Regions from separate parts of the Homo sapiens genome. Here region 2 is linked to region 1. The links are chromatin loops, found by intact Hi-C in ENCODE. Cell type or tissue: adrenal gland. All regions are shown on one strand. Each heading gives the region's core, and the rest is flanking DNA. Links, peaks and the distances in the headings are about the cores only. Region 1 has its middle 37 kb from the start of RNASE3. Region 2 holds the start of EGILA (EGFR interacting lncRNA).

Region 1 (12,805 bases), core at 1,724-9,723:
TTTGTGGTTTTATCTACCTTTGGTCTTTGATAATGGTGACGTACAGATGGGGTCTTGGTGTGGATGTCCTTTCTGTTTGTTAGTTTTCCTTCTAACAGTCAGGACTCTCAGCTGCAGGTCTGTTGGAGTTTGCTGGAGGTCCACTCCAGACCCTGTTTGCCTGGGTATCACCAGCGGAAGCTGCAGAACTGCAAATATTGCAGAATGGCAAATGTAGCTGCCTGATCATTCCTCTGGAAGCTTTGTCTCAGAGGGGCACCTGGCTGTATGAGGTGTCAGTTGGGCCCTACTGGGAGGTGCCTCCCAGTTAGGCTACTCGGGGGTCAGGGACCCACTTGAGGAGGCAGTCTGTCCGTTCTCAGATCTCAAACTCCATGCTGGGAGATCTGCTACTCTCTTCAAAGCTGTCAGACAGGGACGTTTAGGTCTGCAGAAGTTTCTGCTGCCTTTTGTTCGGCTATGCCCTGCCCCCAGAGGTGGAGTCTACAGAGGCAGGGAGGCCTCCTTGAGCTGCGGTGGGCTCCACCCAGTTCAAGCTTCCAAGCGGCTTTGTTTACCTACTCAAGCCTCAGCAATGGCAGGCGCCCCTCCCTCAGCCTCGCTGCTGCCTTGCAGTTCGATCTCAGACTGCTGTGCTAGCAATGAGCGAGGCTCTGTGGGTGTGGGACCCTCCAAGCCAGGCACGGGATATTAACCTCCTGGTGTGCCATTTGCTAAGACCGTTGGAAAAGCACAGTATTAAGGTGGGAGTGTCCCGATTTTCCAGGTGCCATCTTTGAAGGCTTCCCTTGGCTAGGAAAGGGAATTCCCTGACCCCTTGTGCTTCCCAGGTGAGGCAAGGCCATGCTTCAGCTCACAGTCCGTAGGCTGCACCCACTGTCCTGCACCCACTGTCTGACAAGCACCAGTGAGATGAACCTGGTACCTCAGTTGGAAATGCAGAAATCACCCGTCTTCTGCGTTGCTCACACTGGGAGCTGCAGACTGGAGCTGTTCCTATTCGGCCGTCTTGGAACCTTCCCTCCAAATTTCCTAACATTTCTGTATTTGAAATGTGTTACTTCTCTAATCAGAAAAAAAAAAATTAACATGTTATTTAAAATACTGACTCCTTAAATCAGACATTCTGAGGTCCTCTCCAGCCCTGCAAATCCCCTCTTCTTACTATAGTGGAGGTGGCACATTCACCTAGAATTTTGGGCTCCTCTTCTGAGTAGTAGGTGATACTAATAGAAGAATATTTGGAATTCCAGGATTTGCTCAGAGAACTCTTGGCTAATTTTTATGGGGTGAATCTACTTCTTTCTCCCAGTGCATCCTCCTCAAGAAAAATGCTTCACCTACTGGATAACTAGAATTTCCTCTTTGTTGTCTTTCAGAAGGCTGCTTGGTAACACACACTAGTCAGGAAACCACTACTTTTGAAACAATATTTTTCTCCAAGAATTATTATTATTGACTCTTCCCTTTGTCTTCTGTCATTCTTAAGAAGGCAAAGCTAGGTTTTAGGAGGAAAGCTTGGGCGTTGTCTGAAAACAGATACAGATATCATTAAAAGTCTTGTGGGACCTAAGCAAAGTGCCTGTCCCATCTGAGCCACTAAGAAGCAATACCATGGCCTGTATTAGCTGCAGAAAGGCCCTTAAAAATAAGGCAGTCAGTACTAGAAAAGGCAAAGGAATTTGTTAAGCTGCCACTGCAAGCAAATGACAGGACAGAAACCAAACCCAGGGTGCTCTGCCCGACTAGTTCCATGACTATATGGGAAATAAAGCCACATATACAAAATCACATGGTGTATATAGCTGTGAAAAAGCTAGCATGACATTAGCTTTTTTAGGTAACAAGGCTAAGCTTATTGTCAGACCTGATGCATTTTCATCTTTTGATGCATATGAACTTTCTTTTCTACAGGATTAGGGGATAGAGAGAGGTAACTACAGAGTATGCCCACTATTCTATGGAGAATATTTCCTCTTTAGGTTTGCTGTGTCCAGAGTCTTAGCTTTAATTTAATTAAGAGATCACCAGGAAAAAGACACACGTATTCATCCATGTCTCCCTAGCACCTGGATCTGCATTTGACATGAGGTGGACTTCTGTGTTTATTATTCCCCATCTTCCTATCCAGCTGGAAAGTGGGTCTTACCTCTGTGTGTAAAACAAGATCTATCACTCCCAAACCACATGTGCACACACACACACACACACACACACACACTATGAACTGAGTGCCCACAGGAAAGATACTTATTGGTCAGTCATCCTTACCCAGCACACTGGACACCTGGATTTAAGTAAGTTCATGATGATGGAGAAAATGGAGAAAGTGAATTGAATTATTTGTAAGTCCATGCTTATGGAAAAATGAGGAAAGAAATAGAATTATTTAGTCTGAAGCTCAGAAAGTGAAGACTTTAAATCATACTTACCATGCTTACAAGGGTGATTGTAGGATATAATATAATGAACAAGAATAAATCTTTAAGACAGGGACAGATCATGCTTGAACATGTTATTTAGGTCAAGAGATCTCCATCTTCACTATAGACTAAAGGAGAAGAGATGAATGTAAACTAGGGAGGCTTAGACAAACCTAGGAAGTTTCCAGGGAATCTGCTGTCTCTAGACTTGACAAAGGGGCAAAAAACACCTCTCTCTTTACTCTTCTGATTCTTTGTATCCATTGGAGGGGGAAGGTGGACTGTGTCACTGAAGACCTTTCATCTCTGAGTCACAGTAAACATCCCAAGAAAGCAGTCCAAAATGATATCCTGAGAAGTCTACTTGAAGTCAAGTAAAATAATAATTAATGTGTACAACTATATCCTAGGCTTAACCTCAAACCTGTGTAGCTAAATGGGAGAGTTAAGAGAAGGGAGAAAAGGTGAAAATCGTACTGTGTTAGCATCCGGCCACCAAATAGAGGCAAATAAAGGAGATACTTGCTTTTTAATCCTGGTGCCAAGGTCTCTGGATAGAAAAGGCTGGTGTAAGTCAGGTGTTGTGGGAGGAATTTGCCTCTGAGGGATGGACAGTGGTTCACATGGCCAGATCAGGCAGCAGATGTGTGCCGATGCTGGCGAAGCCTTCGTCCTTACAAGAGACAAGTCAAAGAGACCCGAAGTAATGAAGAGAATGCAGAGGGTGGAGCCTCCAGCAAGCACGAGTTGAGGAGTAGTCTGGGGTTGTGAAGATGGGTATTTTTACAAAAGCAACCACATTTGAATTTGTATCTTTGATGAGAATTTTTGCACACTGAGTCTTGATGTCCTCAAAAAAGAAAATACAATAATAGGAGAGCGCCCCCTGCCGGCAAGCAGTGAGCTAGGCATCTCTACCTCTGAGCCTGATTGACCCGGCTCCCCTTCCTCGGTTTAGAAGGTGCACAGAAACCTTAGCTGAGCTGCTTCTGTTTCATTCTTGAGGGCGTGGGGGTTTTCATGGCGGTCCGGATCTTCTGTGCCTGGAGTCAGCCTAGGTTCACCATGCTGCCTCTCCTCTGCATTTTTCCTCCCCTCCAACTTCGCCCTCAGTCTCTCTCCAATCTCAACTTTGCCACACTTTTCAAGAGGCAATTTATTTTCACCAAATTTCAGGGTTCTCAAAAGACAGTAAGATTAAGTTTGGCTTCATACACTTCCTCCTTTCCATTCTGCAGATATCCTAAGGAATTGCAAAAGGGTCTGGCTCTCTGCTTGGAACTAGAGGCATGAGGAAAATACAAAGAGAAGAAAGAAAAAGTAGTATCTCAGCAAACTATCCTGCCTCACATATGTTCTTTAATTTTCTTGCTGGAAAATCTCTGGGCCCTGTCTCTATGCTCTTTCCATCTCAGGGTCCAGAATAGGGAGAATATGAAATTATATCCATGTGGGTGTAATATCAAATTTACCTTGAACCCCAGTATTAGATCCTGACTTGCAAAGACAATCTCTGAAAAGGTAAAGGGGTCTGTATGTTGGGCGCCTCAGTTGCTCTTTCCTGGCCTAACTTAAAGAAGGGCTTTGAAGTGTGTGTGGTGTGTGTGTGTGTGAGAGAGAGAGAGAGAGAGAGAGAGAGAAAGAGAGAACCTTAACTGGGAAAGGGGCTGATTTTTTTGATGATTATCTCTTCCTCAGTCTCAATGTGGATGGGGAAATTTCCACTGTGTGGTAGCATTCGTGAGAACCACCCTTTCTACTCATTGCCAAAAGTTAGAAGTTATTGTTGTACAGATTTTTGTTAGTTGGGAAACAAGATAATTCTATAAAAATGTGGAATATTTCTATTAGAATCATTTAAAAAACAAATGCCCTTAGACTGTGTCTTTTTGCTCTCACTACTATGTGTGATCATGAATTCACAAACACTCCTGATTTTTCTGAAGTAGTGGTCTACAAACTCTAACATAAACCAGGATCTCCTGGATTAGCATTCTCTAATAAGCTGGAAGTTTATTAGGTAAAAACACAAAAATACGTGAGGCCTACTACTAATAATACAAGTCAGAGTATCTCCAGATTATTGACTCTGGGATGTCCAAGTCAGTACACATTGTTGAAGACAGAAACACACTTGTGCTACAATAAAATGTGAGCCATGTAATACAATAGATTAGGGGCCAGCCTGGCCAATATAGCAAAACCCCATCTCTACTAAAAATACAAAAAATTAGCCGGGTGTGGTGGCGCATGCCTGTAATCCCAGCTACTCAGGAGGCTGAGGCAGGAGAATCGCTTAAACCTGGGAGGCGAAGGTTGCAGTGAGCCAAGATCGCGCCACTGCACTCTAGTCTGGGTGACAGAGTGAGACTCCATCTCAAAAAAAAAAAAATAGATTAGGGGATATGAAATATCTGAAAGGAAGAAAAGGAGCCAAGAAAAGGAAAGGAGGAAAGAAGAATACAAGGGGATACAAACAATAAGCACATGAGAAGATGAAGTTTCCAGTGTGGCAGATACTCTCTTCCTTCCCTAATGCCTGGAATCTGGCTGTGCGTGGAGAAAGATGAAAGGCTCTGTCTAGTGAGTCCACTGGACTAGAAGCTCCCTGGGACTAGGTTATGTGTTTTGCATCTCCAGTACCTAGCGGTCTGCCTGGCACAGAGTCTATGCTCAGAAAGTGTTTCATTGATGAATGGAGAGACAGGTAGTACATTAGCATGCTGAGTTTGCAAAAAGTCATTAAATGTGTAAATTAGAATGTTCTACCAATTATATGTTATACTACCCTCTGTTCTATATCTCAGTGATCGTCTGTCTGAATTTCCCGCTTTGAACACTAGATGTCCTCTGGGACTGACACCATGACCAGACCCTAGCGATTCAAATCTCTCACCAGCGCTCTCCTGCTGAGGGCTGGGTCCTGTTTCAGAACTTCTGTCAATGGACTGCTCACTGAAACATTACCCTGGCTCCCACGTGACTTATAGCGTTAGCCAGTGCTTGAAACCTACTCCCCCACTGGGTTGGTTCTTCTAGAATTCTGATATTAGCCTCAATCTACTAGGCATTTTACTTTGGACTGCTGACCATCCACCTTGGGAATGAGCTCTTTAGCCAGTTCAGTCAATCCTACCAAGAACTGGCTTCTTCCTTTACTCAGTGACCTATCTCAAGGGTTTCCATGGGACCAAGAGTCATGTGGGAGCATGACAGAGGGAGTGTTGGAAGATGCATTTGTATCTTCAGTATCCTAATGCATCCTCTGGAAATTGGTGGTGTGATGGAATGTTTGATTCTAATTCATACTAATGTATGGCTACGATAGTTACCATGCCTTTACAAAGGGCAATCTGAAAAGTCACTAGGACCTTCTAAGAGAGTTAAAATGGAGCCATTTCTCTCACTTGGTTTGTGCTTCTTTTCCTCTCCTGAATAGTGAATTTCAAAGTTCTTTCATTCCTCTTTACTTTAGAAGACAATGTTGTAGGACCCCTAATCCCGCAAGGTGCTGTAAAGGGGGAGAAAGGGGTCAAGTAAATTTACTGATTAACATTAGTCAATAGTTACCACCTTATGAGGCTTTAAAAAGAATAACCAAAATAGACACTGAAACCATTCTGAGGAGGTAAAAGTAAATAAAGCCGTCTCCCCCGTGACCTTCATTTCATTTCCATTTTGTTCTCCTGATAGTGATTTTTAAGGGTCCCTAATCCTCTTGTATCCTAGAGGGCCAATACTACAGGAACACTGATCCTACTGGATGCTCTGTTGAGGAGAAAGAGTGATTCTTCCATAGGACCCATTCAAATACATTTAGGAAATCTGCTTCCCGTAGTTGGTTCTTAGATATTTACAGTGCCTCTTAGAACATGAAAAGCTCTGTAATAAATTCTATTTATGTCAACTTTTTTCTTTATTTACAAATGTTTAGGCCCTGGAAGACCTTTCCCTATAACTCCTGATAAACTTTGGGAAATGCTCTTGAAATATTTCATGATCCCCTTTGGAGGCTGCAGTTCTTTCCCTCCTCATGTTTGCTGTTCAGTCCAGTGTAATCTTGGTGTCACACTAGGTAGTGAACCTGACATTACACACGATGCCAGTATTTCATAAGAGCCATGACAGCTGAAAGCTTTCAAATGCCAATTGAAAGCTGGTGCCATTTACTTTCACAGCACAAAGATCCACAAAGATAACAGGAAAATTTCTTTTCCTTTTTTTTTTTTTTTTTTTTTGAGACAGGGCCTCACTGTCATCCAGACTGATGCAGTGGCATGATCTTGGCTGACTGCAACCTCCACCTCTTGGGCCCTAGGGATCCTTTCACTTCAGCATCTCAAGTAGCTGGGACTACAGGTGTGCGCCATCACACCTGCTAATTTTTGTATTTTTAGTGGAGATGGGGTTTCCCTATGTTGCCCAGGCTGGTCTTGAACTCCTAGACTCAAGTGATCCTCCCACCTCAGCCTCCCTAAGTGCTGGGATTATAAGCATGAGCCACTGCACCCGGCCAAAAATAACGTGAAAAATTATTTTAGTTCTCTTTCACTCAGATAAAGCATGAAAGCTGATTACTTTTCTTCTTCTGATAAAGGTCTCTATGCTTCTTCCGAGAGAGAGATTTTGGAACAATGGGAAGAGTCTGAATTGAGTCTTTCTGTCCTCGATCATGACCTGAGCAGTCTGTTCACATCAAGAGCACACAGTCTGTCCTCTTGGGGTGCATTGCGCACCGTGTGAAGGCTGCCTAACTGTGTGAGAGCTTGTTCTCCAGATGGGTTAACTGAACCCTCTCAATCTCACAGACTGTGCACATGTCCCTAATTAGTAGCAAGGCTTCCTTCTCCGTTCTCCACCCTTGGAGAACCCTGGAACTGCCCCTACCCCACTCTAACTCCTCTTGTCTACAGCAATGGCTTTAATCTCCTGAGGTCACCCATCACTACCTCCCTTTAATGTACATTCCAGTCACAAATATGGGATAGGGCGAGGTGTGTGGCTCTCATGCAAAAAGCCCACAGGTACAAACAAGGACAGACCTGCAGAAGTCTTTCTTCTGACACCTACATTCTCTCAGTCGTGTACCATATTAGGACCTTGCCAACAGTTCTCTGTCACCTGGTGAATGCCTACTCATATTTCAAGCCTGAATTTAAGTATCAACTACTCCAGAGCCTACCTTGGAAAAATTCCTATTCTTTCTTTTATGTTCCTTGCACATTTAAAACTTGTTATTTATAGTTTGGTTCCCCACATAGAACTGTAAGTCCCTTGAGGACAGGGACCACGTCTTATTTATCTTTGTATACTGACAGTGCGTTGCAGGTGCTTAATAAATAATTGTCAAATAAATGAATTACAGTGAACATCTATCGTAGGAAGGTCTACAAGGTAAAAAGAAGCATAAAGCAACATTCCCTTTACCAGTTTGCTTTCGGTTTAGGTGGAGAGATATGATATGTTTATAGAGAGAGACAACTGAGAGTGCAGGCTGTAAAAGCACAAAGTCAGCAGTGTAGAAACAGATTCTGTGAGTTCAGAGAAGGACTAGCTCACCCAGGGCTGAAATGTTTGGGCAAGTCTTCTGGGTGGTCATGAGTGGTTAGGTGAAATTTGGAGGTGGGTAGGACTTGCATAGGTGGGAAGAGGCACCCCAGGCAGTAGGAATGGCAAATGTGATTCAAAAGGAAAATTCAGACGATAGTAAATAGACAAATTTGGCTAGAGTATTACATTTAACATTGATGTAATAATTTTATCAAATGTACTGTTTGTGTTCAAATTTGTTAGTTGACCCACAATCTTTTTTGAAGTATACTTTCTCCCCCCAGTGCAGGCTCCAGGCTAGCGTCAGGATGCAGTTAACTGCCAAAACTCTTTAGCTACCTTTAACCTGAATCATTTCCACAGCCTTTCCGTGTCTTTTTGGTCTTCAACATTTTTAAAGAAATCACAAAAGAGAAGACCTTTTTATCCCACCTTTTTGAGAGATTTTATCTTTTAGAGTAGTTTCAGGTTCACAGCCCCCCAACAAGCACAGCCTCCCCCATTATCGACATCCCCCCACCAGAGTGATACAGTTGTTACAACCGAGAAGCCTGCATTGATACAGTATTATCACCCAAAGTCTGTAGTTTATATTAGGGTTCACTCTTGGTCATGTACATTCTGTGGGTTTTGGCAAATGTATAATGACATGCATCCACCATTATAATATCATGCAGAATAGTTTCACTGCTCAAAAATTTTCTGTGTTTGCCTATTTGTCTCTCCCTTCCTCCTTAACCCCTGGCAACTACTGATCTATTTACCATTTTCATAGTTTTGCCTTTTCCAGAATGTCATATAGTTGGAATCATACAGTACATAAAGTATGTAGTAGCAGCTACATACAGTAGTAGCCTTTTCAGAATAGCTTCTTTTACTTAATAATATTCATTTAAGGTCCCGCTATGTCTTGTCATGACTTGAGAGCTCATTTCATTTTAGTGCTGAATAATATTCCATTATTTGGATGTACCACAGTAATTTATCTATTCAGCTCCTGAGGGACGCCTTGGTTGCTTCTAAACTTTGACAGTTATGCATAAAGCTGTTATGAACATCCATGTGCAGGTGTTTGTGTGGACATAAGTTTTTAACTCATTTGTGCAAATACCAAGGAGAGTGACAGCTGGATTATGTGTTAAGAGTGTGTTTAGTTATTTTTTTTTTATTTTTTTTGAGATGGAGTTTTGCTCTTGTTGCCCAGGCTGGGGTGTAATGGCACAATCTCGGCTCACTGCAACCTCTACCTCCTGGATTCAAGAGATTCTCCTGCCTCAGCCTCCCAAGTAGCTGGGATTACAGGCATGTGCCACCACACCCAGCTAATTTTTTGTATTTAGTAGAGACGGGGTTACACCATGTTGATCGGGCTGGTCTTAAACTCCCGACCTCAGGTGATCCACCTGCCTCAGGCTCCCAAAGTACTGGGATTACAGGTGTGAGCCACCGTGCCTGGCCTGAGTGTGTTTAGTTTTATAAGACACCTCCTTTTTTAACATTCTTCATTTTGGGTTTGTCTGATGCTTCCTTATGATTAAATTCAGGTTATGCATTCTGTTTCAGAATACTGCATAGGTGATGTTGTGTCCTCAGGGCAATAAGCCTGGAGGCATGAAACATCCATGTGTCCTGCAATGATGATGTCAGTTGTGATCACCCAGGGAAGATGCTGTCAGTTATCTTCATTATATAATTGCTATTTTTTTCTCCATTTCTACTAATAAACAGTTTGTGGAGGGGATACATTAAGGTCTTGTAAACACCCTGTTTCTTTTCAAAATTTCCCCTAGATTGGCTGGGCGCAGTGGTTCATGCCTGTTATCCCCACAGTTTGGGAGGCCGAGGTGGGCAGATCCCTTGAGGTCAGGAGTTTGAGACCAGCCTGGCCAACATAGTGAAACCCCGTCTCTAGTTAAAAATGCAAAAATTACCCAGGTGTGGTGGTGCATGTCTGTAGTCCCAGCTACTCGGGAAGCTTGAGGCAGGAGAATCTCTTGAACCTGGTAGGTGGAGGTTGCAGTGAGCCGAGATTGTGCCACTGCACTCCAGCCTGGGTGACAGAGCAAGACTCCCATCTCAAAAAAAAAAATTCCCCTAGATTTAGCATGCATTGATAATTCTTGCTTAATCCACTTTTTGCTATGGTAGTGACAAAATGATAATTTTTAAGTTTCTGCATGCCACATTTAACAGCTAGCTTTCAGCTTTCTACTGTAAGCAAAACCCTATGTTCTTCACATTGGTTTATTTGTGTTTATATTAATTGCCAGTAGGACTCACAAATTTTTATTTTTTCAATGGCTTATAATTCACTATTGTAGTTAATATTTTGGTGCCCAAATAGTCCCAGTATTGGCCACTGAGATCCGTTTCAAGCTACCTTCCGTGTCTCTGTGATATGCTATCCTTTCTGCTTTCTCAGGACTTCATTTTTTTGCGGCATAGCAATATGTTCCAGCCTCATCTTGCACCTGCTCCACCTCAGTCATTTTCCTAAGGTGCCCTGATTTTTTAGTGGGGGGATGGTGTTAGAGACCAAGATCTTGGTAGGTGTGTTCTTTGCTGCTGGAGTGTCTTTGTTTCAAGGCTTTTTTAGTGAACAGAGTTAAGAAATATATGCCCGCATTTATCCACAAAAGAATGTACACATACATAAATGTGTATGCATATGTACATATACATATTTAAAAAATTATTAGTTTACAGAGATACCTTTAATTCAATCCATCCTCACAGGGTTCTTCCTTGCCTTCCTCCCTTCCATAATTGCATGTCCTTTCTTCCACAGCGTGATTAACAACATTAACCCTTGTACTTATTTGCTCACTCTTATAATAAATCAAAAGTAGTTTAAGAATGCTTTGTTCATACCACTATAGTAAACAAGATTGCTAAAAAAAGGTTCAGGATATGAACTTTTTTTCTACCCCCACTTCACTCACCCTGGTTAAGACTGCAGGTTTATACCTAAATAATAAAATCAGGAGAACTAATAAAAGTATTGCTTAGTAAGGCCAGGTGAGGTGGCTCATGCCTATAGTCTCAGCACTTTGGGAAGCTGGGGCAGTTGGATCACTTGAGGTCAGGAGTTCAAGACCAGCCTAGCTAACATAGCAAAACCCTGTCTCTACTAAAAATACAAAAATTAGCTGGGCATGATGGCTTGCACCTGTAGTCCCAGCTACTCAGGAGGCTGAGGCAGGAGAATAGCTTGAACCCAGGAGGCAGAGGTTGCAGTGAGCTGAGATCATGCCACTGCACTGTAGCCTGGGTGACAGAGGGAGACTCCATCTAAAAAAATAAAATAAAATAAAATAAAAAGTACTGTTTAGTAAGTGTGTTATGCAATAACAGATAACCAAAATGATGTTATTAGCTTTAGGTTATGCAGTGGCACTGGGGCTCAAATTCCTGCCTAAATTGGGGCCAATTTCCCTAAAGCCCATGCCTTTTTTTGTTATATTATGTTCCACAAAGTCACAGTTGACAAGTTAAGTGGGCATAGAATCAGGAGCAGCAAGAAGTGGGTTAGAGACTGAGATGATAACGGACGGACAGCCAGCCAGGCAGGTAGTTTTGGCCATCATGGAGAGAGCACTCTATTTTCTCCCCTTAGGCTGGCCATTGGGCATGATGGACAGATGACAAGGAGCATGCCCTAAGGAGCTGAAAGGTCAGTGAAAGTTCACTGCAAATCCAGGACCTCCCCCACAATAGCCTATTCCACCTACTCTTCGCTCTCAATCCAATTTTAAATACTTTTCTTTGGAAGGGGACATTTTTTGGAACTTGAGCAGCAGCTCAGAAATGTGAAACAAATACCCCACTGTTTGCTGAGAACTTAAGTCAATAATGATTTTATTATTCAGGCAAATAAGAGCTGCAACTCCGGTCATCTGAGCTGGCTGACCAGCTTCCAGCTCTGAAATAGCAATTTCAATGGTCTGCTTTTCTGAGGACAGGGCAAACTGGGGAGATTTGAGGCTGCCCAGTGAGGCTCCTCCAGGAGCCTGACAGGGATTAAGGGTTCAAGAAAGAGTTCAAAAGAAAGGGCACCACAGGGGAGCACAGGCAAGACTGCTGCTGCTCTCTCTTGGTAGTTTCCTTCCTCTCCCCGGCCGCCCTCTGTCTACCACACAGAAGGTTAGTACCCAAAGAACCTTCCAGGGCAAGAAAAGCTGCATTGTTTAAACACTTGTTCCTCCAGCTTTCATCCACCTCCTTCGTTTCCTTTCCACAAATTTCCATGTTCAGTGTTTCCCCTGGAAGACTCAGGCACTGCTGTGGCTCCCACAGTCACCCATGTGGAGAGATGATTAATTGTACACAGTGCCCCAAGTCTCTCAGAAACACCACTTTGAACTTCTCCCTGTCTGCTGCACCTTCCCCCAGTGTGACTCTCAGTGTGTCTGCAGTGACTCATAACCTTTGGAAGATGCCTTAAAGCAGGCTCTGCCCGCCTGGTATTCCTTGACATGTCCCCCTCCTTCTGTGCTGCTCTCCAGTTCTATATAAAGATAGAATGAGGGAACTGTCAGTCTATCTTTCCTGCCCAGTCAAAAACTTCAATCATTGTCACTCCTACTAATTCAGAATGTAAACTTAACTGTTTCTTTTTTGAGACAGTTTTGCTCTGTCACCCAGGCTGGAGTGCAGTGACTCAATCTCGGCTCATCGCAGCCTCTGCCTCCCAGGTTCAAGCGATTCTTCTGCCTCAGCCTCCCGAGTAGCTGGGATTACAGGCGCATGCCACTATACCCGGTTAATTGTCATATTTTTAGTAGAGACAAGGTTTCACCATGTTGGCTAGGCTGGTCTCGAACTCCTGACCT
Region 2 (12,805 bases), core at 4,345-12,344, 160 kb after region 1:
CCTTGTAACCAAAACTCACGAACACTAGCTACTGATAATTTGCATTCTCATTGTTCCCATAGATAAGATCTTTGACATTAGAATCATAAGGCTTTTGTTTAAGAATTGTTTATGCAGATCCTGAATTCCGGCAGAACAGCTGACACCACCAACTTTAAAGAGCCCAACTGATGAACTGATCAGCATGAGAATACTGTTTTTTCATCTCTCTGTCCCATGACTTCACTCTGCATTCTTCAACCAATTAGTGATCTCTTATTTCCACCTACTCCAAATCCTTAAAAACAACAGCCTCAAACTCTTTGAGGAAATGGATTTGAGGTTTCCTTCCATCTTTTGGTTCAGCAGCCCTGCAATTAAACCTCTTTCTCTGCTGCAACCCAGTGTCTTGGCATATTGACATGCTGTGCACATCAGGCAAAAGACCTATTACCATTACATGAGGACCCCTCCGGAGGGAGATAATGGTGGGGGCATTTCTGGGAGGCTCTGCTTTAGTCAGGTGAGAGAAGTTCAGGTAAGATTTCTTTCTGTATCTGCTGTAATTCAAATGTTTTCAGTTTTGTCAGTTTTGCCCTTAAACATGTGCACACACACACACACACACACACACACACACACTCACACTTCCCTTCTTAAGCAGCTAGCATCTTCATATATCTCTGCTCCTGTCATGTGCGTCCATGTGAAGAGACCACCAAACAGGCTTTGTGTGAGCTATAAAGCTTTTTAATCACCTGGGTGCAGGCAGACTGAGTCCGAAAAAGGAGTCAGCAAAGGGAGATGGGGTGGGGCAGTTTTATAAGATTTGGGTAGGTAGTGGAAAATTACAGTCAAAGTGGGTTATTCTCTTGCAGGCAGGGGCAGGGGTTACAAGGTGCTCAGTGGGGAGGTTCTGAGACTCATTGTCTAGGAGAAGGAATGTCACAAGGTTAATTGATCAGTTAAGGTGGGGCAGGAACAAATCACAATGGTGGAATGTCATCAGTTAAGGCAGGAACTGGCTATTTTCACTTCTTTTGTGGTTCTTCAGTTGCTTCAGGCCATCTGGATGTATACTTGCAGGCTTGGGCTCAGAGGTCTGACATTTCCTGTCTTCTTATATTAATAAGAAAAACAAAACAAAATAGTGGTGAGGTGTTGGAGCGGCAAAAATTTTGGGGGGTGGTATGGAGAGATAATGGGCAATGTTTCTCAGGGCTGCTTCAAGTGGGATTAGGGGCAGCATGGGAACCTAGGGTGGGAGAGATTAAACTGAAGAAAGATTTGGGCATCAAGGGTGATATTGTGGGGTTGTTAGAAGGAGCATTTGTCATACAGAATGATTGATGATGGCCTGAATGCAGTTTTGTATGAATTGAGAAACTGATCAGAAGACACAAGGTCTAAATAAGAGAAGGAGAAAAGCATGTATTAAAGGACTAAAAATTGGGAGGGCTCAGGACATCCAATTAGAGAGTGCCTAAGGGGGTTCAGCATAATTATTTGCTTGGTTGGTGAGTTTTTGGGCGCTATCCTTGAGTTTTTTTTATGTTGTCATATACTAGGCCAGAGTGATTTTGGTAGAAACAACACTCTTCATTTAAAAATATACAGAGTCCCCCTTTTTCAGCAGTGAGTAAGTCAAGGGCATATTCCTGTCTTCTTATATTAATAATAAGAAAAACAAAACAAAATAGTAGTGAAGTGTTGGTGTCATGAGGGGAACAGGAAGCTCTTGGGTCCCATTTGCAAGTTGATTTTTGGGGGTAAGGAAAACTAGTGTGCATGTGCCTGTCTAATTAACAGGTAGACACATGTAGGGGAGGAGCCACAGGGGAAGAAGAGACCTTGTGTAAGGCGAAACTGGAAATGTAAAGTGAAAAGATGAGAAAGAGAAAAACTGGCCATGAGGGACAGAAGTTGAAACGCCAGCTGCTTGTTTAGCTACCTTATTAGCATAAGCATTGCCCTGAGTGATGGGATCTGATGCCTTTTGTTGGCCTTTACAGTGAATGGCCTCAGTTTTCTTGGAAGTAGAGCAGCTTTAAGAAGAGGTTTTATTAAGGAGGCATTAATGATGGAGGACCCTTGTGTAGTGAGGAAACTTCTTTCTGCCCATATAACAGCATGGTGGTGAAGGATGTGGAAGGCATACCTGGAATTGGTATAGATATTGACACGTAGTTCCTTTGCAAGAATGAGGGCTCGAGTTAAGGCAATGATTTCAGCTTGTTGAGAGGTAGCAGAAGGGGGCAGGCCTGTAGCCTCAATGATAGATGTGGAAGATACTATAGCATAGCCTGCCTTTGCCAGTGATTGGCGATTGGACCTGGAAGAACTACCATCAATAAACCAAGTGTGGTCTGGGTAGGGAACAGGAAAGAGGAAAATATGGGGAAAAGGGGAGAATGCCACGTGGATTAGAGGGATACAGTCATGGGGCTCAGATGCAGTATCAGGAATAAGATGAGAGGCTGGATTGAAGTCTGGACTAGGAACAATGGTAATTGTGGGAGACTCAACAAATAGTGAGTACAGTTGAAGGAGCTGGGGCACAGAAAGTATACGTGTCAAGCGTGAGGAGGAGAATAGATTTGGAAAGTTACAGGAACAGTAGAGAGTAAGTGGAGCATAGCTTGTAATTTTGAGGGCTTCCAGAAGTATTAAAGCTGTGGCTGCTGCTGCATGCACACATGAGGGCCACCCCAGAATTGGGAGGTCAAGTTGTTTTGATAGAAAGGCAGCAGGTCACGGGCCTGGCTCCTGTGTGAGGACTCTGGCAGCACAGCCTTGTATTTCAGCTGTGTGTAAGGAAAAAGAATGGGACGAGTCGGGGAGTGCTAGTGTGGAAGCGGTCTCCAGGGCGTTTTTGAGAGAGTGAAAAGAAGAATGGGGAAAAGACTTAGGGTCCATGGGATCAGTTAAGTTGCCCTTTCTGAGCTTGTAAAGTGGTTTCGTCAGGATAGCGACGCCTGATATCCAGAATCGGAAATATCCAACAGTGCCTAAGAAGGAAAGGAGTTGTTGTTTGGTGGTGGGGACTGGGGTTTGAGAGATCAGCTGGACACAATCAGCAAGGAGAGCACGTGTGTTTTCATGAAGAATTATGCTGAGATAGGTAACAGATGAGGAAGAAATTTGGGCTTTGGAGGGGGATACATGATATCCTTTTGAGAACAGATATTGGAGGAACAGGAGGGTGTCCCGTTGAGAAGATTTGTAGGAGGGGCTATAAAGTAGAAGGTCATCAAAATATTGAATAAGGTGAGAAGCAGATGGACAGAAAGAAAGTAGATCATGAGAAAGGGCTTGACTGAAGTAATGGGGGCTGTCCCTGAAGCCTTGTGGCAGTACAGCCCAGGTAAGTTGCTGAGGCTGATGGGTGTCAGGATCAGTCCAGGTAAAAGCAAAGAGAGGCTGGGATGACAGGTGCAGGGGAATAGTGAAAAAAGCATCTTTAAGATCAAGAACAGAATAGTGAGCTGTGGAGGAATTTATTGAGGACAAAAGGGTGTACGGGTTGGGCACCACAGAGTGGATAGGCAAAACAATTTGGTTGATAAGGTGCAGATCCTGAACTAACCTGTAAGGCTTGTCCAGTTTTTGGACAAGTAAAATGGGAGAATTGTAAGGAGAGCTTGTAGGCTTTAAAAGGCCATGCTGTAACAGGCAAGTGATAACAGGCTTTAGTCCCCTCAAAGCCTGTTGTGGGATGGCATACTGGCATTGAGAGGAGTAAGGGTGATTAGGTTTTAAAGGGATGGTAAGGGGTGCATGATCGGTCACCAAGGAAGGAGCACAGGTATCCTATACTTGTGGATTAAGGTAGGGAGACAGAAGAGGAGTATGTGAACTGGGGAAAAGGGTGGGAATAGGTGTGACTGTAGCCCAGGAATAGTCAGGGAAGCAGATAATTTAGTTAAAATGTCTCAACCTAATAAGGGAGGTGGGCAGGTGGGGATAACTAAAAAGGAGTGCATAAAAAATGTTGTCCAAGTTGGCACCAGAGTTGGGGAGTTTTAAAAGCCTGGCCATCAATATGCACAACAGTTATGGAGGCAAGAGAAACAGGCCCTTGAAAAGAAGGTAATGTGGAGTGGGTGGCCTCCATATTGATCAAGAAGGGGATGGACTTACCCTCCACTGTAAGAGTTACCGAAAGCATCTGTGATGGTCCAGGAGGCTTCTGAGATAATTGAGCCACGTCAGTCTTCAGCCACTAAGCCAAGAAGATCTGGGAAGGAGTCAGTCAGAGAGCCTTGGGCCAGAATTCCAGGGGCTCTGGGAGTGGCTGCTGGGCGAGTTGGACAGTCCGGTTTCCAGTGGGGTCCCGCACAGATGGGACATGGCTTAGGAGGAATCCCGGGCTGCAGGCATTCCTTGGCCCAGTGGCCAGATTTCTAGCACTTGAAGCAAGATCCTGGGGGAGGAGGTCCTGGAGGAACACCTGGCCACTGCAGTTCAGGCATTTTGAAGTTCTTGTGTGCTGGAGATGTGGCTGGGGCTTCTCTCATAGTGGAGGCAAGTAATTGCAACTCAGAAATATGTTGCCACTTGGCTGCCTCTTCTCTATTATTGTACACCTTGAAGGCGAGGTTAATTAAGTCCTGTTGTGGGGTTTGAGGGCCAGAATCTAATTTTTGGAGCTTTGTTAATGTCAGGAGTGGATTGACTAATAAAATGCATATTGAGAATAAGACGGCCTTCTGGCCTCTCTGGGTCTAGGACAGTAAAGTGTCTAAGGGTTGTTGCCAAATGGGCCATGAACTGGGCTGGGTTTTTATATTTGATAAAAAAAAAAAAAAAAAAGCCTAAATGCTAACTCATTTGGGAGAGGTTGGATAAAGAAAAAGGAGCATTAACCTTGACTGTACCTTCAGCTCCAGCCACCTCTTTAAGAGGAAATTTTTGGGCAGGTTGGGGAGAGCTAGTCATGGAATGAAACTGTAAGCTGGACCAGGTGTGAGGAGGGGAGGTGATAAAAGGATTATAGGGTGGGGGAGCAGAGGGTGAGGAAGAATCAGGACCTGGCTTGGCCTGGCTGGTGAGCAGCAGCCTGGGGAGGAGGGAAGAGGTCAGATGGGTCTGTAGAAAAGGAGAATTCAAAGGACTCAGAGCTTGGGGTGGAGACTGAAGAAACAGACAGGAGAGAAAGAAGAAAGATTTGGGACAAGTCACATTGGGAGCAGAGACTAGGGAGGGACTGATGTGTAAAAGAATGCCTGGATGTCAGGCACCTCAGACTATTTCCCCATTTTTCGACAAAAATCATCTAGATCTTGTAAGATGGAGAAATCAAAAGTGCCGTTTTCTGGCCATTTGGAACCATTGTTGGGTTTGTATTAGGGCCAAACGGTATTGCAGAAGAAAATAAGGCATTTAGGTTTTAGGTCAGGTGTGAGTTGAAGAGGTTTTAAGTTCTTGAGAACACAGGCTAAGGGAGAAGAAGGGGGAATGCAGGGTGGAAGGTTGCCCACAGTGAAGAAGTAAGTTTAAAGAGAAAGGTAGAGACACAGCAAAGGGGGTGGTGAGCAGCCCTGGGCTATAACGTGGACGATCAGCCAAAGCAGGCATCCCGCGATTGACTTGCCATCAAGGGAATGTGGGTGAATGACCATGGCAGGTGTCCCCACAGTGATCAGACACCAATGGAATGTGGGTGAATGATCAGGGCAGGCATCCCCACAATGATCAGACGCCAAGGGAAGACTATCTTCCCGAGTCCGTGACTGGTGTCTGAGTTTTGGGTCCATGGATAAAATGCGTCTCCTTTGTCTCTACTAGAGAGGAAAGAGAACTGGAATTGGAAGGACAGGGAGATTGAAGGGTAGCAAGAGAGGCTGGAGAAGACAGTGAAAAGACCGCTTACCCAATTTGAAATGGGTGAGATGTTCCTTGGGCTGGTTGGTCTGAGGACCTGAGGTCATAGGTGGACCTCCTCATGGAGTGAAGGCGAGGACAGGGGACCAGTCTCCTGAAGGAGTCCCCCTGTTCTGGGTCTTCGGCACTAAATGCCACACGCGTCCATGTGAAGAGACCACCAAACAGGCTTTGTGTGAGCAATAAAGCTTTTTAATCACCTGGGTGCAGGCAGACTGAGTCCAAAAAAGGAGTCAGCAAAGGGAGATGGGGTGGGGCAGTTTTATAGGATTTGGGTTGGTAGTGGGAAATTACGGTCAAAGTGGGTTATTCTCTAGCGGGCAGGGGCGGGGGTCACAAGGTGCTCTGGTGGGGAGCTCCTGAGTCTAATTGTCCAGGAGAAGGAATGTCACAAGGCTAATTGATCAGTTAAGGTGGGGCAGGAACAAATCACAGTGGTGGAATGTCATCAGTTAAGGCAGGAATTGGTTATTTTCACTTCTTTTGTGGTTCTTCAGTTGCTTCAGGCCATCTGGATGTATACGTGCAGGCTTGGGCTCAGAGACCTGACAGCTCCCTAATTTGCTTCTAAATATTCTAAGGGAGAAGGAAGAGCTGTGAGAATTGTCTTTGAGAGGAATCATTCTCTCTGGAGTAAATGAGACAAATCTTCTGTGTTGTGGTCATGGATCTGATAGGCATTAGTCTTTGACCAGAGTTTATGAGGTTATTAAGGTGCATGCATGTTTATAAACTAAACAAGAATTTAAAAGTCAGAGAAAAAAAATAATACCATAGCACAGTCTTCTCAGGTACCTTCGGTTTAGGTCCTTTATTACAAGGAAAACATAAAAAATCTTTCAATCAGTAAGAGCACATAAGTCTTAATGATCTAGTACATTTTTTAGTACTTTGACTTACTAGGGTGATTCAAAGTTTCAGGAAAAAGAAAATTCCCAGTATCATTTTCTTAATCTTATTAAACCCAAACATAAGAATGCCAAAAAATACAGAGCTCACATTTTGCTGGCATACATTTCCAAATTTTTAATGCCTCCCTGACAGGTGAATTTTAAGGATAAAAAAAGCAGACACTTTCAAAACATTCCTTGTGATGAAGTAGAAAAAGCCCTGGATAAGTGGCCAGCTACACTGGATTTTTGTCTCAATTCTTCCATTAACTTTACAGTCTTCAGCAAATCCCTTAACTTTGAGCTTCTATATGTAGTGACATCATTATAAGTGCTGTGGTATTAAAATGTGATAAACATAGATGAAAGCATTTTGAAATGTTTGAAATACTACATAAATACACATAATAACTAAATTCCACAGGATAGGATCTGAGAGAGCTAAGCTGACCAGTATTATAAAAGGAAGCTTATTACAGAAAAGCCCAGCCTCATTCATTACAGGTTTATGTCTCCATATCTCTTTGGTGCAATGTATTTAATAGAATGAGTTATATAGAGAAAAAGAGTAGGAAATGAGCTGAGGAGACAGAGCCTGGGACAGCTCAAATGCATTACTCACTGCTATTTAAGGAGTAAGTGTAAGGTCAACCACTCGCGATAATCCCTACATGGTGGCATCTAACCGTCAAAGTGCACAGGCACCTGTGGGTTACCCTCACAGGCAATGACAACACGTCTAGTGCTCGCTATGGCCCGATATCTGCAGTTGGGTGCCCTGGAACTTCCTGTGTCCCTGCAATCTGTGACCTTCACTACACCCTCATGGCAGTTCATCTTGCCGTTCTTGCATTGGATATTGGTGGTGCTGCAGATACTACGAATGTTCCAGATATCTTCATGGATGAAGGTGTTGAAGCGCTTGCAGTGATACAAAGTCATCTTCCGTCTTTGCATCATCAAGTTGCAGTAGCGATCACTGCCACCTGTCTCCTCAGGGTGCACGTGTTGCCGCAGGAATCGCTGGTACATGCCATCCTGGCCATAGGAGGGCTGGACCAGCCCCAGCCCCAGCAGGGTCAGCAGCAAAAGCAGAAGCAATGAATGGGTCCTCTGCAGAGCCATCAGTATCTTAGAGGTGCCTAGAAAAGAAAGCAAGGGGCAGGAGAAATAAGGTAAGAACTGGGCACTGGAAAAAGGTGTTGAGAATAGCAAGCCGGCATCCTGACTCCATAGTCTCCTCTTTCCTCCTTCTTATATGCACCATCTCCCCACTCATCTCTGCTACTTTTCCCACCCTTCTTCCTCAAGAGTGAGTAGTTTGCAAACATGATCTTTTCTGAAAGCAAGACCTTTCTCATTTACAGAGAGAAGTTGCTGTGGCCAGTACAATGACACAGGGCAGGGACTGACTGCGTGGCTGCCAGGTTTGTGTGGACAGAGTATAAAAAGAGAGAAAAGGTGAACCTACATGAAACTGCAGTTGTGTGTCTCTTGGGGGAACTCCGTAGGTGTATGATCTTTGGGGAGTGTTTGGTTCCCGGGAGGCTCCAATTCCCGACAGTTTGGATAGACTCAGCATACGTCACAGAAAGTTTACAAACTACTTTTAATACCTTACATCTGGGAATCTAGGTGGAGGAAGAGGACAGAGGAATATTTAGGCTTTGCCTTTCCTCTCACATGACTATTGTTTTTCTTTGTCATTAATTTTATTATTTTTCTTTTCTTTTTTGTCATGTGGCTATTATTCTAATGTGATTTAAAATCTATTCTAATTCTAGAATAATATATGTTATACATTAATTTAAAATGTATTATTCTAATTCTAATGTAAAATCAGGTCCTTTTGGAAATCCTTTTAATTCTATTTTTTAAAAAAAAGCAAAACCAGAATACCCAGTTACAGTTCTTAGAAGACAGTTGATAATAGCTACTGTTTGAATGAACTAATAAGTGAAATGAGTAAGCTAATGAACAAATGCAATTAAATGGATAGAGTAAAGATGTTTCCCAGGCTTATGAAATTGACTAATAAGAAAAGCTAAGAAATGTTTAAAAAATAAATTTAAACAGCACAATATTCTCAAAAGAAAACTTGGATTGTGTCTTCTTCTCCTTGCTGTTTCTATGCATAACCTAAAAAATCTAGGCCATGGAGATACATTGCTTTGTCTTGCATCTATTCTTGATGTTCCTTCTGTCTTGTCAATAGTTGTTGGTAGCTGTCTGTCTTCTCTGGTTGCAGCATCATTGTGTTGTCACCTCTTGGCAGTGAAAAATAGGCATATATTTTATAGCATTAAAAAAAAAAGCCAGAGTGGCAACAAAAAAAGCATTGCCATGTAGTTTCAGAACATTCATTGCTTTCATTGACAGATTAAAGAAAGGAATCCAGGCCTATCTTAGTCTACACCCTGTGCTCTTTCCACTATCTACTGCCTCTCTCATCCCACACCCAAAATATTCAGGATATCAAAGACATTTATGCTCAGAATTGCTACTTCCCAGCAGCAGAGTTTAATCAAGACTGGAGGTGGACTCACTCACCAACTGACTAGCCAGATGCTGCCATCTGGCCGTCACTCCTGGAATTGATGTGAATTGTGAATCGGCTTGATTCTTGCAGTGTAGCAGGGCTGATTCACTACAGCAAAGAAAAATCATCCCTGATTCAATAGGAAGTGAGCAACGCAAATTAGCAAGGGCAATGTTTTGAGAGTCAGGCAGCCCAACTCTGTATGTGCAGTCCAAGGACTGACCCCAGTTGAACTCCTAGTTTGATGTATATGGGTACTATTGTCTTTTGATTTCAAATTCTGCTTCGTAATGGTGGATCACACTGTGTGAATGACTGAAATGGCTTCCAAACGACCTGTACCTTACTTTGTTCTGCTGAAAGGCTACCTTTTCATTATTGATAATGAAAGCAGTATCAAACATGGATATTGTTCTTTTAAATGCCACCTCCTATATCCATAGCCATCTTTTGCCTTTGCACATAAAGATATCAAGCTGTATGTCATATCTGTGTGCCTGCAGCTGTAGATGTGAGATACAGTGTTAGGAAGAGAGGGAAGTAAAGAGGTTGTGGGAGGAAGGGCAGATGTTTGATTTCCTTTTTGCCCCAAGAACAATGCATACAACTTCTGAAGGTATACTTAGTACTTGGATTATAGCTTCAGCAGATCAATATACTTTGGTTTGCTCTTCCGGTGGCACCTCGAGTTTCCATGGTTTTATCTACTTTCTCTCATCCTGATTCTTTGTGACCAAAAATATGGTTTAGCAAGATGACTAGCTACAGAGAAAACCTCACCTATGCATGCGAGAGCAGACCCAGGACGTCAGCTTTTCTGCACTACTCAAGTAAACAAGACATAGAGAAATATTTGAGGACAGCAGGCCAGTGTGGATACCAATGGGTGCATCTCAAAGCTGTAGCTACAAGAGAAAATTGAATGATCTCCACATCATCCCAACGCACACTTTTGGGTCAGGATTTTCCCCAAACGCTTTCTCCACTGCACCACCCTGACTCACAGTAAGAACTTCTTTTGACACCGTGGTCTAAAAGACTGAGGCTGTGACCATGAGAAAATTACTTAATCTCTCTCAGCAGATTTCCTCATAAGCAAAATGAGCATGTAATACCTACCTCTTAGGGATGTTATGAAAAGAAAATCAATCTAAGCGCCTATAACAAGGCCTAGCACAGGGTAAATGCTCAGTAAATATTGGCAATTACTGCATTTTTTTTTTTTTACCACTTCCATTTTTCTTGGTTTCCTCTGCTTCTGTCAATCTGGATAAAATAATGAATGACTACAGAGTTGCATATATTATTGACTCCTCTTTATTTCGTAGAGCTAACTGTATTCTCAAGATATTGGAAGTCTGTTTTTAAACTATAAAATATCTCAGCTACTAGATTCCTAGAAAAATGTTTCTTCTCCAAATTGCATGGAATTTTCTTCCTTGCATGTCACTATTCTTCAAAGCATTTAGCATTTTGGAGTGTTCCTTCTTTTTCCTTGCAAAGCCAACAATCACAGCTGACCAGGACTTCAATTCTTCAATTGATTCACGCAGGATAAAATGACCTGCCTGTGACTTGACGTTTTATTTTAAACAGCTTGTGGTTGTGATAGAACAAGAGGCCCAGACCAAAAAGGACTAGGAATGCTTGCTCAGGTGCCAGTACCATCGGCAGGTCAGGAAACACTCCCATCCCACTGCCATGTGATTTCCTATGAAACAGCGATTTCCCTGAACACCAGAGCAAACTATGCGATGATAATGCTCCAAGCAGATGTTTGGAGAAGATGTGGGTTTTCACAGCTTATGCTGTGATCAATATAATAATGGTCCATGCCTTTCACTTGCCCTATCAAGGCCTTGAGTGGCAGCGATGATCTTGAGTAACTTTGCCTCACCTCAAGGAAATAGCACTGGTTGGAGAACTTGAGAAAAGGGCCCAAATAGTTTACCAGAAACTGGGACTTTCTCATTTCCTGAGAGGTTTTTGAGATTTGGTAATATGGCAAATTTTCTAGTGACAGAGGTTTGGAATACTTTTTCCTATTTTCTTAAGGAATGACAGTGTTTTCAGTTTTGAAACAGACTAACCCAAGGAAGAGAGATTCTTGTGCTAAGCACATACCAGCTACCTACTTCTCAAACCCATTCCTAAATTTGAATACTTTCAGTGAGGCTGGGCTCTCCTAGGTGGTACCTGGACAATGTTCTATAACCTGAGTATTGGGGAGCCACGGCTTTTGGCCCATTTCAGGGCAATACCAGGAGCAGGAGAAGCCACCATAGGGAATACTGAGACCACAATAATTATGTGTTCACAAGGCAGTGAAACTGGCGACTTATAACTAATTTATTGGCAACCACTTTCTAAATAAAATATCCAAGTACCTGTCAACAGAAATTAGTTAACAGGAAGCTAACCACTGAGTCTGTAGATTGAACAGTGTATTTTACAAAGAGTGTGTTAACCTAAGTTATGTTAACTTAAAAACAAATCTTGAGAATTGAGGAAGAATAAGGGATAAACTGGGATAAACTGGGATCTTTCTTTTTTTTTTTTTTTTGAGATGGAGTCTCGCTCTGTCGCCCAGGCTGGAGTGCAGTGGCGTGATCTCGGCTCAGTGCAACCTCCGCCTCCTAGGTTCAAGCGATTCTCCTGCCTCAGCCTCCCGAGTAGCTGGGACTATAGGTGTGTGCCACCACGCCCAGCTAATTTTCACATTTTTAGTAGAGACAAGGTTTCACCATGTTGTCCAGGATGGTCTTGATCTCTTGACCTCGTGATCTGTCCGCCTCAGCTTCCCAAAGTGCTGGATTACAGGCGTGAGCCACAGCGCCTGGCCGGAATCTTCTATAACTTCCCCAAAACATCACACTTGCCAGACATTAGTTGATAAAGTAAAAGATTACAGAGGAAATAATGTAATTGGTTTTTGAATTTTATATAAAATAACCATGACAAGAGAATATCCTGGGAGCATTCCATTCAAACATCAAAATTATCTCTCGCTTAAGACAAAAGGTGGCTACCCTGAATGAATTTTGGTATTCATGCTGGATTACATATGTGTATATGTGTGTGTGTGTGTGTAAGAGTGAGAGAAACTATAATAATCTGTTGGTATGTTGGTACTTGGTCCTTGGAAACTTCTCTCCAAGGTCTCATATTTGTAGAAGTAATATTAGCTTATTATTTGACAGAAAAAACAATTTGCCTATCTTGGAAATTCTGCTTAGTAGCTACGAGCCCTGGAATTTTTCCATCTCTCTCTGTAGATCAACATACCATACTTTCCTTCACAGAGAGGTAAAGTCTACCTCCCTAATGACTTGTAAAAACTGACTGATAAGGAAAAAGTGGCCCGGCTCAGTGGCTCATGCCTGTAATCCCAGCACTTTGAGAGGCCAAGGTGGGCGGATCTCCCGAGGTCAGGAGTTCAAGACCAACCTGGCCAAAACGGTGAAACCCTGTCTCTACTAAAAACACAAAAATTAGCCAGGTGTGGTGGTGCATG

What was found. A loop is a pair of places that touch in the nucleus more often than their neighbours do. Peaks named below come from ENCODE experiments on the same cell type or tissue, not always from the same donor. Only the 100,000 strongest peaks of a DNase experiment are listed, where the experiment ranks them.
Region 2: a loop joins it to region 1, with 10 times the contacts of the local background. A loop is called at or near these places in 98 of 110 quality-filtered maps.

The regions. Positions count from the first base shown.
Region 1 is chr14:20,848,335-20,861,139 of GRCh38, reverse strand. No RefSeq gene overlaps it. Among named protein-coding and RNA genes, the nearest start is that of RNASE3, 37 kb to the left of the region's middle. In adrenal gland, for the core only: CTCF peaks have their summits at 3,318 (motif pointing left), 5,057 and 5,259; DNase peaks (open chromatin) are centred at 3,299 and 5,469.
Region 2 is chr14:20,694,444-20,707,248 of GRCh38, reverse strand. RNASE4 (ribonuclease A family member 4) reads right to left here. Exons shown (of 2, transcript NM_002937.5): 2 at 6,033-7,894. The coding sequence starts at 7,877. The coding sequence ends at 7,434. EGILA (EGFR interacting lncRNA) reads left to right here and starts at 308. Exons shown (of 4, transcript NR_174964.1): 1 at 308-502; 2 at 7,751-7,927; 3 at 8,120-8,213. RefSeq lists a silencer at 7,433-7,598. In adrenal gland, for the core only: CTCF peaks have their summits at 9,128 and 9,327; a DNase peak (open chromatin) is centred at 9,391.